Linked DNA regions of Homo sapiens: region 1 is linked to region 2. A link is a contact called in ENCODE Hi-C or POLR2A ChIA-PET data. All regions are on one chromosome and are shown on one strand. Each heading gives the region's core, a stretch centred on a gene start or an enhancer-like site at or near the end of the contact. The rest is flanking DNA. Distances are from core to core; before and after follow the strand shown.

What was found. Hi-C counts contacts between places; a loop is a spot of excess contacts on that map. ChIA-PET counts read pairs that join two places held with the same protein, here RNA polymerase II (POLR2A). Pooled maps may share reads with other maps.
Region 1: a loop to region 2 is called in a pooled map, with 7 times the contacts of the local background. The contact joins the promoter of AMDHD2 here to the promoter of TEDC2 in region 2. A Hi-C loop is called at or near these places in 4 of 168 maps with a recorded cell type or tissue (CD4-positive, alpha-beta memory T cell, CD8-positive, alpha-beta T cell, OCI-LY7 and 1 more), 5 of 37 single-sample maps with no recorded cell type and 15 of 50 pooled maps. POLR2A ChIA-PET finds 5 or more read pairs at or near these places in 32 of 52 experiments (A549, B cell, CD4-positive, alpha-beta T cell and 26 more).

What each region holds. Positions count from the first base shown.
Region 1 is chr16:2,519,121-2,521,820 of GRCh38, forward strand. It overlaps AMDHD2 (amidohydrolase domain containing 2), which reads left to right and starts at 1,251. Exons shown (of 11, transcript NM_001330449.2): 1 at 1,251-1,421; 2 at 1,649-1,785; 3 at 1,864-2,003. The coding sequence starts at 1,339. ATP6V0C (ATPase H+ transporting V0 subunit c) reads left to right here. Exons shown (of 3, transcript NM_001694.4): 2 at 98-281; 3 at 421-1,098. The coding sequence ends at 625. RefSeq lists silencers at 1,117-1,226, 1,397-1,466.
Region 2 is chr16:2,458,749-2,461,448 of GRCh38, forward strand. TEDC2 (tubulin epsilon and delta complex 2) reads left to right here and starts at 1,361. Exons shown (of 10, transcript NM_025108.3): 1 at 1,361-1,422; 2 at 1,535-1,633; 3 at 1,875-1,945; 4 at 2,068-2,476. The coding sequence starts at 1,397. LOC105371050 (a long non-coding RNA gene) reads right to left here and starts at 1,230. Exons shown (of 5, transcript NR_188689.1): 1 at 1,166-1,230; 2 at 965-1,088; 3 at 62-206. CCNF (cyclin F) reads left to right here. Exons shown (of 17, transcript NM_001761.3): 17 at 1-106. RefSeq lists enhancers at 1-649, 880-969 and a silencer at 1,350-1,699.

The DNA.
Region 1 (2,700 bases), core at 1-2,500, 60 kb after region 2:
GGGGTGGCCCTTGGAGCTGTGCCAAAGCTACACCTCGGGGTCCTAGTCTCAACTGGCCTGCGTACTGCTGTGGGCTCACCCCGCCTTCCTCCCACAGCCCTGGGCGCTGCCTATGGCACAGCCAAGAGCGGTACCGGCATTGCGGCCATGTCTGTCATGCGGCCGGAGCAGATCATGAAGTCCATCATCCCAGTGGTCATGGCTGGCATCATCGCCATCTACGGCCTGGTGGTGGCAGTCCTCATCGCCAACTCCCTGAATGACGACATCAGCCTCTACAAGTGAGCACTGGGGTCAGGCCCCTGCCCAGGGCTGGAGGACTGCAGGGAGGGGGGCGGTTCACCTGTGGGTGGTGACCCGGACCCTTGTCTCCCCCTGGTTGGCAGGCTGCTGATGTCAGTCCTCTCTTCTCGCCCCCAGGAGCTTCCTCCAGCTGGGCGCCGGCCTGAGCGTGGGCCTGAGCGGCCTGGCAGCCGGCTTTGCCATCGGCATCGTGGGGGACGCTGGCGTGCGGGGCACCGCCCAGCAGCCCCGACTATTCGTGGGCATGATCCTGATTCTCATCTTCGCCGAGGTGCTCGGCCTCTACGGTCTCATCGTCGCCCTCATCCTCTCCACAAAGTAGACCCTCTCCGAGCCCACCAGCCACAGAATATTATGTAAAGACCACCCCTCCTCATTCCAGAACGAACAGCCTGACACATACGCACGGGGCCGCCGCCCCCAGTAGTTGGTCTTGTACATGCGCAGTGTCCTAGTGCCCATCGTCTGTTTCCCCGGCCTTGCCCCCGCCCGCCCCGTGCCGTGGACATCTGGGCCCACTCATCGCCCCTCCAGGCCCCCGGCGCCCCACCCCCTAGAGTGCTCTGTGTATGCGGATGATTTAGAATTGTCATTTCTCTTTACTGGATGTTTATTTATAAAGATCTGGCCTGTTCCTGCGTCTGCGGAGCGGCCCTTGTCTCCCAGCTATCTATAACCTTAGCTAGAGTGTCGCCTTGTGGGTTCCTGTTGCTGAGACTTCCTGGATGGAGCCGCCCTCACCGCCGGGCCCGTGGCCCTGCGCGGAGCTGTGTCCAATAAAGTTCTTGGATGTGACGGGCCTGTGTCTGCTCAGCTTGTTGGGGGCGGGGGCGGGCGGGCGGGCGGGCGGGCGCCGGGCGCTGCCGGTCACGTGGGCTGGCTCGATCACGTGGGCGCGGCGGTCACGTGGCGCGCCGCTTCAGTCAGCTGAAGGTCACGTGGGCGCGGTCTCAGCTCTCGGCTGGGGTTCGTCACTGGGCGCGGGATTTGGCCGCCGCGGGGCTCCGGAGCCGCTCGCTCCCGACACGGCTCACGATGCGCGGCGAGCAGGGCGCGGCGGGGGCCCGCGTGCTCCAGTTCACTAACTGCCGGATCCTGCGCGGAGGGAAACTGCTCAGGTGGGCGCGGGCCGGGGACTGCGGGGCTGGGGACCGGGCGGGGTGCAGGGTGCGGGGCCGGGGACCGGGCGGGGTGCAGGGTGCGGGGCCGGGGACAGGGCGGGGTGCAGGGTGCGGGGCCGGGGACCGGGCGGGGTGCAGGGTGCGGGGCCGGGGACCGGGCGGGGTGCAGGGTGCGGGGCCGAGGTCAGGCCCGCGATGCGAGCGCCCACCCACTGCGTCCCCAGGGAGGATCTGTGGGTGCGCGGAGGCCGCATCTTGGACCCAGAGAAGCTGTTCTTTGAGGAGCGGCGCGTGGCCGACGAGCGGCGGGACTGCGGGGGCCGCATCTTGGCTCCCGGATTCATCGACGTGCAGATCAACGGTGCGGCCCGGGGCCGGCAGGGGAACCCAGGGGAGGAGCTCTGAGCTCCATGCGACACTTCCTTTTCTGTGGCTGCAGGTGGATTTGGTGTTGACTTCTCTCAAGCCACGGAGGACGTGGGTTCGGGGGTTGCCCTCGTGGCCCGGAGGATCCTGTCGCACGGCGTCACCTCCTTCTGCCCCACCCTGGTCACTTCCCCACCGGAGGTTTATCACAAGGTGAGGTGAGGCTCCCTGGCTGAGGTGGAGGGGGCTCCCGGAGCAACCAGCGCCCTCATTTTCAAACTCACGCCCCACCCCCCACCCCCAGCACGTATTCCATGGTCCTGAGTCTGGCCTCCTTTGATGACCGGATCTGGGCCTGGGTCCCGCCCCTGTGCTTCTTTATCAGTTGTCGCTCTGCCTGGCCTCCCTAGACCCTCTGTCCTCCGCAGCTGTCTCCACACTGCTGGCTCAGCACCGTCTGAGCCATAGGCCGTCCCCACCCCCTGCACTGCACTCTGGCTGCCTCCAGGCTTCAGAAACCATCCCCTTAACCAAGGCCGCAGGGGATTCTGTGATTGGCACAGCGATAGTCCCTGGTCAGGCTCTTCCTCCCTAACCTGTCTGATGTGTGACTCAGTGGAACACGCCTTCCAGAAGAGACTCCCCCTGCTCCTGTACTGCTTGCCCCACGCTTCCATTTTCTTTCCTGCCCGGAAGAAATTTGGTTGTCCTTGGTCTTTTTTTATTTTAATTTTTACTTAGGTTCTACAGGGTTAACTTTTTGCTGTATGTTACTACTATTCAGGCTCCTCTTGGCTGTACCTGTGCTACTGTTTTTTACTGAACTATTTGAGAGTAGGTTGTATCCAACATGCTTTTTTTTTTTGTTTAGTTTTTTTTTTTTTTTTTTTTGAGACGGAGTCTCGCTCTG
Region 2 (2,700 bases), core at 111-2,610:
GTGCCCCTGGGCATGTGTGAGCCTCAGTTTCCTCATCTGTAAGGGGGGCAATGATACCTACCTCACAGGGGTGTTGTGAGGATTAAATGTGAGGAGGATAGTGGCAGATGAGTGATGGACGTCCTTCACTGCCTCGGCCCCTTGTCCAGGGGCTCTTAATCCCAACTCTGCATGGAGTCAGTTCTCTGCTTTCTCCCAGCTTGCACCTGAAGGAGGAAACCACTCCAGGGGGACCTGGCCCCGCCTGCCTGTGGTGGGTGGGTTCCTGCATCACCCACCTGCTGACTGAGCATTTCCCTGCCTCCTCCTTCACAGAGAATCTCCAGGGAGGCAGGGCCACCGTCACCCTCCCCCACCGCTGATGGAGGGGCCCACCCGGAGCGCTGGGCCAGAGCTGCCTGGGTCCCAACCTCCCTGACAACTCCCTTTGTGCCCTCCTTCCCCTCTGCGATGGCACCTTCCCATTAACGACTATGGAATGGACTCACCTGTCCCATCTTTAAACAGCAACCCCAGGCTCTGTTTTTCTTTCAGCTACCGCCTGGGATTTCTTGCCCCCTAATTGTTTATTCTTGTTAACACCAACTACATGGGGCCCTGCTGCCTTCCTCACTTCCTCCCTCAGGTGTCCCCCGCATCACCGAAGGCCCTGTACCCCCGCCCCCCTGCTGTGCTGTGTACACCGCCGAGGCCTCAGCAGCACTTGGCCTGTGACCCACTCCCTCCCGTGACAGCCTCCTGTTGCCTCTGTGACACTGTCCTACTGCTCCTCCACCTCCCTGGCCATTGCGTGGGCCCCGTGATCTGTCCCTACCCGTCCCCTGCCCCACCAGGGGCCACCTCGCCTGGCCCACTGCTCCAAGGTCTGAGCTTCCTCCCCTCTGCCCAGTGCTATCACGTCACATGTCCAAAAGTGAACACTTTCTCCTCCTTCATCCCCGCCCCTGACACGCGGAATCCTCACCTCCAGCAACCCCGTCCTGTCCCTGTGCTCGGTGGCCCAGGCGTCAGCAAGACGGCTGGTCCCTGCGTTAAGAGCACTTTCAATAAGGACAGATGGAGCCTCTCGTATAACCTTCACCGGCCCCCTGCAAGAGAAGCGCGATAATGGCGCCCCCATCTACCCAGTTACCCAAACCAAAATCCCGGCGTCGCCCGCAGTCACCTCCCTGGCGGCCTCGGGGGCCCAGCTCCGAGCCGGAGTCCCCGTCAGACCTGGGAGGCAGGAGTGGGCGGGGCTTGAGGCTTGCCCGCAAGGAGGGAGAGAAAGCTTCGGGGGCGGCCCCTGAGCCCCGGTTCAGGATTGGGCAGCCCGGCCGGGAAGGGGCGGCCTTCCCTCCCGGAAGGGGCGTGGCTCTTCAGAGGCGGCAAATTGCAAGGAGACGCCGCCGCCTTCATGCTGCCGGCGGGCTGCTCGCGCCGGTGAGGCCTGCGCGGCAGGAGGGGGTGGGAGGATGCGGGCGGGCCGGTAGCCAGGCGCGGGGCCCGAGGCCCGACGCTGGCCGAGGTGCTGAGCCGCCGGTGCGTCCCCCAGGCTGGTGGCCGAGCTGCAGGGCGCCCTGGACGCCTGCGCACAGCGACAATTGCAATTGGAGCAGAGCCTGCGCGTTTGCCGTCGGCTGCTGCATGCCTGGTACGCGGACCCCGGACCCACTGGCCAGACCTCCCTCGGGCCCTCAGAGTCCCGCCCCGAGCGCCCAGGGCTGGGAGACCGGGCGCAGCCGCCCACTTCGGAGCTGTGGGTTGTCAGTGCCACCCTCCTTACCCTGCAGGCTCTGAGCTGGGGGCCTGCCGCGGGGCCCGGCGGCCCCCTCGGGTCTGTTTGGGCTGGGCCCTGCCTCCTGGCCGTGCGACGGCTGCCCGTGTCTTTGCAGGGAACCAACTGGGACCCGGGCTTTGAAGCCACCTCCAGGGCCAGAAACTAATGGAGAGGACCCCCTTCCAGGTAAACCTCCACCACCCGCCTTCTCCAGGTGCTGCTCTGGCCTGTCTGCTGGCGTGCAGTTGTGAGGAACCCTCCTGGGGGACAGTGGGGAGAGATCCCTGCATAATTCTTGGCTTTCACAGCATGCACACCCAGTCCACAAGACCTCAAAGAGTTGGAGTTTCTGACCCAGGCACTGGAGAAGGCTGTACGAGTTCGAAGAGGCATCACTAAGGCCGGAGAGAGAGACAAGGCCCCCAGCCTGAAATCTAGGTCCATTGTCACCTCTTCTGGCACGACAGCCTCCGCCCCACCGCATTCCCCAGGCCAAGCTGGTGGCCATGCTTCAGACACGAGACCCACCAAGGGCCTCCGCCAGACCACGGTGCCTGCCAAGGGCCACCCTGAGCGCCGGCTGCTGTCAGTGGGGGATGGGACCCGTGTTGGGATGGGAGCCCGAACCCCCAGGCCTGGGGCGGGCCTCAGGGACCAGCAAATGGCCCCATCCGCTGCTCCTCAGGCCCCAGAAGCCTTCACACTCAAGGAGAAGGGGTAGGTTTCCCGGACCCTCACTGGAGGGACTTCTGTCTCTGCCTCCTCAGACCCTGGCTAGCAAGGAGCCTGGGATTTGGGGTGACAGGGAAGGCAGGGCATCGAGCCCTGTGGCATACCCCTGAGGCTCATGCTCAGAAGCTGGCAGAATGAAGCAGCTGTGTGGTGGTGTCCAGGTTGGCACCATCAGGTCAGGGAAGTACTGGAGCCTGTCCTCCTCTCTT